Regions from separate parts of the Homo sapiens genome. Here region 2 is linked to region 1. Evidence: read pairs that join two places in POLR2A ChIA-PET (ENCODE). Cell type or tissue: GM12878. All regions are shown on one strand. Each heading gives the region's core, and the rest is flanking DNA. Links, peaks and the distances in the headings are about the cores only. Region 1 overlaps PDSS2 (decaprenyl diphosphate synthase subunit 2). Region 2 has its middle 56 kb from the start of CD24.

Region 1 (2,927 bases), core at 165-2,664:
GAGACAGAGTTTCACCATGTTGCCCAGGCTGGTCTCAAACTCCTGAGCTCAGGTGATCTGCCCACCTCGGCCTCCCAAAGTGCCAGGATTATAGGCATGAGCCACCATGCCTGGCCAATTTTTTAAAAAAATGTTTGTAGAGCGCAGTGGTTCACACCTATAATCCTAGCACTTTGGGAGGCTGAGGCGGGCGGATCATGAGGTCAGGAGTTCGAGACCATCCTGGCCTCTGCTAAAGATACAAAAAATTATCTGGGTGTGGTGACGCACACCTGTAATCCCAGCTACTCAGGAGGCTGAGGCAGGAGAATCACTTGAACCCAGGAGGCAGAGGTTGCAGTGAGCCGAGATTGCACCATTGCACTCCAGCCTGGGTGACAGGGTGATACTCCATCTTAAAAAAAAAAAAAAAATTTTTTTTGTAGAGACAGGGTGTCACTTTGTTGCCCAGGCTGGTCTTGACATTTTAGGCTTAAGCTGTCCTCACATGTTGGCCTCCCAATGTGCTTAGATTACAGGTATGAGCCACCACACCCAGTCTACAACCTGCTTTTAAACCGTAAGATATATTAAGTATTGCATATATTCTGTTATGTGCTAAGAAAATGGAATCCAATTGCTATACTTCTGAGACTCATCTCTGCCACATACTACGGTCTAATCTTGGTCAAAATACATTCTTGAAATCTTACCTTTTTTTTTTTTTTTTTTGAGACAGTCTTGCTCTGTCACCCAGGCTGGAGTGCAGTGGCACCATCTTGGTTCACTGCAACCTCTGCCTCCCAAGTTCAAGTGATTCTCCTGCCTCAGCCTCCTGAGTAGCTGGGATTACAGGTGCTGCCACCACGCCCAGCTAATTTTTTGTATTTTTAGTAGAGATGGGGTTTCACCATTTTGGCCAGGATGGTCTCGAGCTCCTGACATCAAGTGATCCACCCACCTCGGCCTCCCAAAGTGCTGGGATTACAAGTGTGAGCTACCATGCCCGGCCCTCCTTACCTATTAAATGGGAATAATGATAATTAATATTTCTGAGGGCTGTTATAATAAAGAACATAAAAGTGTCATCACATAGTTAGCTCCCAGGAGATATTAGATTGCATTCTTTTCCTTGCTTTTTTCTGATTCCCAAATGTGGAGATTTATAGACATTTTTCTATACTTGACCTTTTTTAAAAAAAATAATAAGGTATGTAAATTTTTGGCTGTCCAGTTTCTCAAAATAATTGAAAAGGCTAATTCAAAGCAAACATTTAACATGGTGAAATGGGTCATTAGAGAGATCTGGTGTCTCATCCAACCCAAATTTAGGTTGTATTTATAAAGATAGTGACCCAGAATATGAATCTGAAATCCTAAGCATGAAAACAGGCGACATTTGCATACTTTTTTAAAAAGTACTTTTAACTTCACAGGCAGCTAGCTTCTTTGTTTCCACCTCTTCTTTTCTGATTATGTGAAAGGTAGCAGTTTGGCTTGGCAGGTTCTTGCTGGGGCTTTGACACCTTTCCGGGCCAATTAGTTCACCTTTGTTCTGTGACCATGGACCAGACCTTTAATCCTGAGCAGCCACTGTTACAAGTGCAGTTTGTTCTCATGTGAGTAGATATGTACAAATGTCTCACCACCATTAGAAAAGCAACTCAAAGTATCTCTCGGAGCAGTAAAGTAGGAGAGCAGCATATGGCTGAGCAAAACCACCAGTACCACTATCTCAAGCAAGCATCATCTTGCAAGTTTCAGTTTTTTTCCCATGTTATTTGAACCAGCCTTACTTCAGCAAAAAGGTCATGTGACAGTGAGACCTACATTTAAAAAAAATTAACATACTTCTCTCTGATAGTCATTCAACAAGTATCTTGACATCTATCACCTTTCAGGAAAAAAAAAGGAAATCCCGTCAAAAGTAAATATTCACTGAATGTATCCTCCTTTTCTGTATAATAAACCTTAGTAAAAACTGCACATATGTAAGTTGATGATATAGGTGTATCTTTTTTTTTTTTTTTTTTTTTTTTTTTCGAGACGGAGTCTCACTCTGTCGCCCAGGCTGGAGTGCCATGGTGCGGTCTCGGCTCACTACAAGCTCCGCCTCCCAGGTTCACGCCATTCACCTGCCTCAGCCTCCCAAGTAGCTGGGATTACAGGCGCCCGCCACTACTCCCAGCTAATTTTTTGCATTTTTGGTAGAGACGGGGTTTCACCGTGTTAGCCAGGATGGTCTCAATCTCCTGACCTCGTGATCCACCTGCCTCGGCCTCCCGAAGTGTTGGGATTACAGGCGTGAGCCACCGCGCCCGTCCTGATATAGGTATATCTAAATCTCATTTACTCTGACTAACATGCATTCATTTCACAATTCTGTATATCTGGTATCTGAAGGTACTGATTTGGATGTGGTTATCATACTAGTTTCTTGGCATTTTACAATTTATACTAACTTTTCCTTTATAATAGAGCATGCTCTCTTAGTATATACACGGCAAGCTGATGGAAATGAGGGATTTTGTTTCATTAGTAACCAAACTCATAAAAGGTAATAATGTTTAGGGAATAAAATTTCTGATTAACTTAGGAACAGTTAATTTGTGGTCCAATTAACTTATGGTAGTAGATTTCAGGGGACTATAAATTAATCGTTTCTTGGTTTTCTGAATTTTCTATTTTTTTTCCAGTGATCGTGTATTACTTGAATAATTTAAAATGTAGAAATGATGAATAATAAAGTCTTAATCACAGTAAGAAATATGTAATAAACAAAACTGAATCTTTGATTTTAGAGATCTTTCAATTATTCTGAAATAGAATTATCTATACATTCTATATATAGATATCTGTATCTATATAGTTATATCTATATATTGATATATATACATTCTATCCCTGGACTGTGAGCTTCTTGAGGACAGGCTGTTTATTAATCTTCA
Region 2 (2,927 bases), core at 167-2,666, 300 kb after region 1:
CTATTTACATACATCTTATTGGTTCTATTTCTCTGGAGGACCCTGACTAATATATTGACCATACTCTTTTTTTGTATACATGCCATTCAAAATTATATAATATTTTGCAAGTGAAACTACTTAATTACTTCTGTATTATAAGCTACCTCTCTCAATTTTAATTTTCTCACCTGTAAAATGAGAGAAGTATGGTAAAAATTGTTAGTCATCCACCAAAATCTACTCTCCCCTTCTTCATGGATACATTATCCTGCATTTCCCACCCCCAGCAGTCAAGGGGGGGCTGTGGGAACACATGACTATGTTCTTTCCAGTGGCACGTGAGTGAAAGGTATATATGGCAATTCTGGGTCTAGGTCTTAAAACAGTGGGTAACCTTCATCTGTGCCATCTTCCTGCCAGGGATGGATCTGTGGCCTCCCAGATTTTGACCATAAAAATACCTGAGAGAATGGCGGAGCTGCGCTACAGGAGGACTCACAATCCCCGAATGACTGTGTGGAGCAGAACTGTGTCCACAACCTCGACCATTCGCCTCAACACTGTTATGTGAATGAGCAATACATTTCTTTGCTCTTTAAGCCATTGTATTGTTAGTCTCCATATAGTAGCTCAGCCTTTGCCCTAACTAATACAGGGTGATGACAGCAGTTGTCTTACCTACCTCATAAGATTTTTAAAAAAATCCAGATCCTGCACAACTTCATGGGATTTTTGTGAAGATCAGATGAAAGAAAATGGTTAAGGCTGTGCACAAATGCTATGATGCCATCTTTACTTGATTATCCAACATTAAAACATTGTCTGGACCTCAGTAGCCCTCTGTAAAATGGAGACACTGGATTCCATGATGCCTAGGATTGCTGTGCTCTTTTTCTGACAGGAAAGAAACTGCCTTGAGATAAAGAATTACATAAAAAATACAAAATGGCTAACAGATTTTGCTAATTACCACCGACCATGTCTGGATCATATTTGGGAACTAGCAGCCAATATAAACAGTGGGAAATGAGTGGCTATTGAAAGCAACTATCACATTAAACTTAATTTTATAACCATTTCTCAAGCTGGTGGCAATCCCTAACGTGTCCATGTGAACTACAATATGTTAAATGTCATTAATTGTTTAGACTTTGCCAGAAAGCCAGTCTAGGGTGACAGGATTTATGGTAGAAAATCCTGTAGTGGCACAAAATCCACTAAACCACATTAGTCAGGTGAGAAACAAGTATTACTCTCAGCTGATTCTTATTTTACAAAAAGATCTTCCATTTCCAAAGTACAATGTATATCAAGTCCTTATATTAAAAAAGGAAGGCTTCATAATAGAACAAGTCCACAACTGAAGTAGATGTGAGCAGACATTAAGAAAAAATAAAGAGGAAAGGAAAGAAAATGATTGATTACATTACATAGCCACGCATAGCCTTGGAGTTTTTGTGTAATTTTTTGTGGGATGAGAAAATGGAATCTTTCCTCTTCCTTCATATGGACAGAGGCAGGTCAGATGTGCCAGATGCAGTGGCTTAGAGGCCTCTGAAAAGAAATATTTTCACATCCCATGGACACTGCTTTCATTTGGTTGTCAAAACGTAGTGCTGGAAAGGAAAGCGATTAGTGGTTCCCATTAGGAAAAGTGATCCATTAGGAAAAACCTCAGGAGGCACTTCCAGGTTGGAAGAACGATGCCATGGACTGGAGTCAGCTGTGATGGAGTCTGGAATGGTAGGAAAGGACATTCTGGGGAAAAACAAAAACAAAAACATAAAACATGTGAAAATGTACAACATGCAGCAGCCAAGTGTAATGCAATAGAGTTTCCTTGGAAACACACACACCGACTCCTCTGAGCAAGCATGTTCCCAAGGCCACCTGTTTCCTTTTGACACTGGCAGCTGCTTCTCTCCGCAATGGCTTAAACAGAAAACCAACAGGAATTATTTTGGCAGGAAAATGGGATTATCTTAGGTGCTTAATGAGAGAAAAGATCTGAGCTTATTTGTAATAAGAAATAAATATTAATGGGTTGGGGCACATTTGGGAATTTTCATCATAGTAATAAATGTCAAAGAGAAATGTTTTTCCTTTATCATTAGACCTCAGACTAATTTACCCAAATACAAAGTTGTCTTTGCCCAATGAGAAAGAGAAAAATAAAACTAAATGAAGTGAATAATTAAACAGGGAGAAGAAAAACAAAATGAGACTGTATTTTACATATGGCTCATGAGGTTCTCTTTGGGCTGAAGAGGATTAACTGTTATGAGGATTTTATGCTGTGGGGAGTTGATGGAATGGATTTATGACAGATGAGGGAGATGGGGATGAATGTGCAGCTCATTCAGACACCTCCAGTTTCTCGTTCAACATTTTGCTAAAGATTAGGGGTAAGAGATCAAAGCAGAACCAAGTCCCACAGCTCTGTATGGAGAATTACAAAGCCTGGAACAAAATATGCTTACACTTAGTCCTGTTTGGAGTTGATTTGATTTGTATACATTTGAGTCCTTGTATTAGAGTTTTCCAACTCTAGTTTTCCATATGTATATATAGAATATATGCATATATAGAATATATGGTATATTCTATATTCTGTCTATATAATGTATATTCATATATAATATATAATATATTCATATATCACATATAATATATTCATATATAACACATTATATGCATATATTATATAGTCATATATAATATATTATCTATTATATACATATATTATATATAATATACCTATAATATATATTCCATATATACATATCACATATTATATATATTCTATTTATACATATCATATATATGTATTGTATAAAAAGATATTTATTATAAAGAATTAAGGAACTGGCTCAGGTGATTATGGAGGCTAAGAAATCCCGAAGATCTGTGGTCACAAGGTGGAGGCCCAGCAGAAACAATGGTAT

The links. ChIA-PET counts read pairs that join two places held together with the same protein. Peaks named below come from ENCODE experiments on the same cell type or tissue, not always from the same donor. Only the 100,000 strongest peaks of a DNase experiment are listed, where the experiment ranks them.
Region 2: POLR2A ChIA-PET joins it to region 1 with 8 read pairs; 2 of 35 experiments call an interaction of 5 or more read pairs at or near these places.

Annotation. Positions count from the first base shown.
Region 1 is chr6:107,220,437-107,223,363 of GRCh38, reverse strand. All of the region lies in intron 4 of PDSS2 (decaprenyl diphosphate synthase subunit 2), which reads left to right. Among named protein-coding and RNA genes, the nearest start is that of BEND3, 110 kb to the right of the region's middle. In GM12878, for the core only: no CTCF peak of the experiment used is centred there; a DNase peak (open chromatin) is centred at 1,571.
Region 2 is chr6:106,917,262-106,920,188 of GRCh38, reverse strand. No RefSeq gene overlaps it. Among named protein-coding and RNA genes, the nearest start is that of CD24, 56 kb to the left of the region's middle. In GM12878, for the core only: no CTCF peak of the experiment used is centred there; no DNase peak of the experiment used is centred there.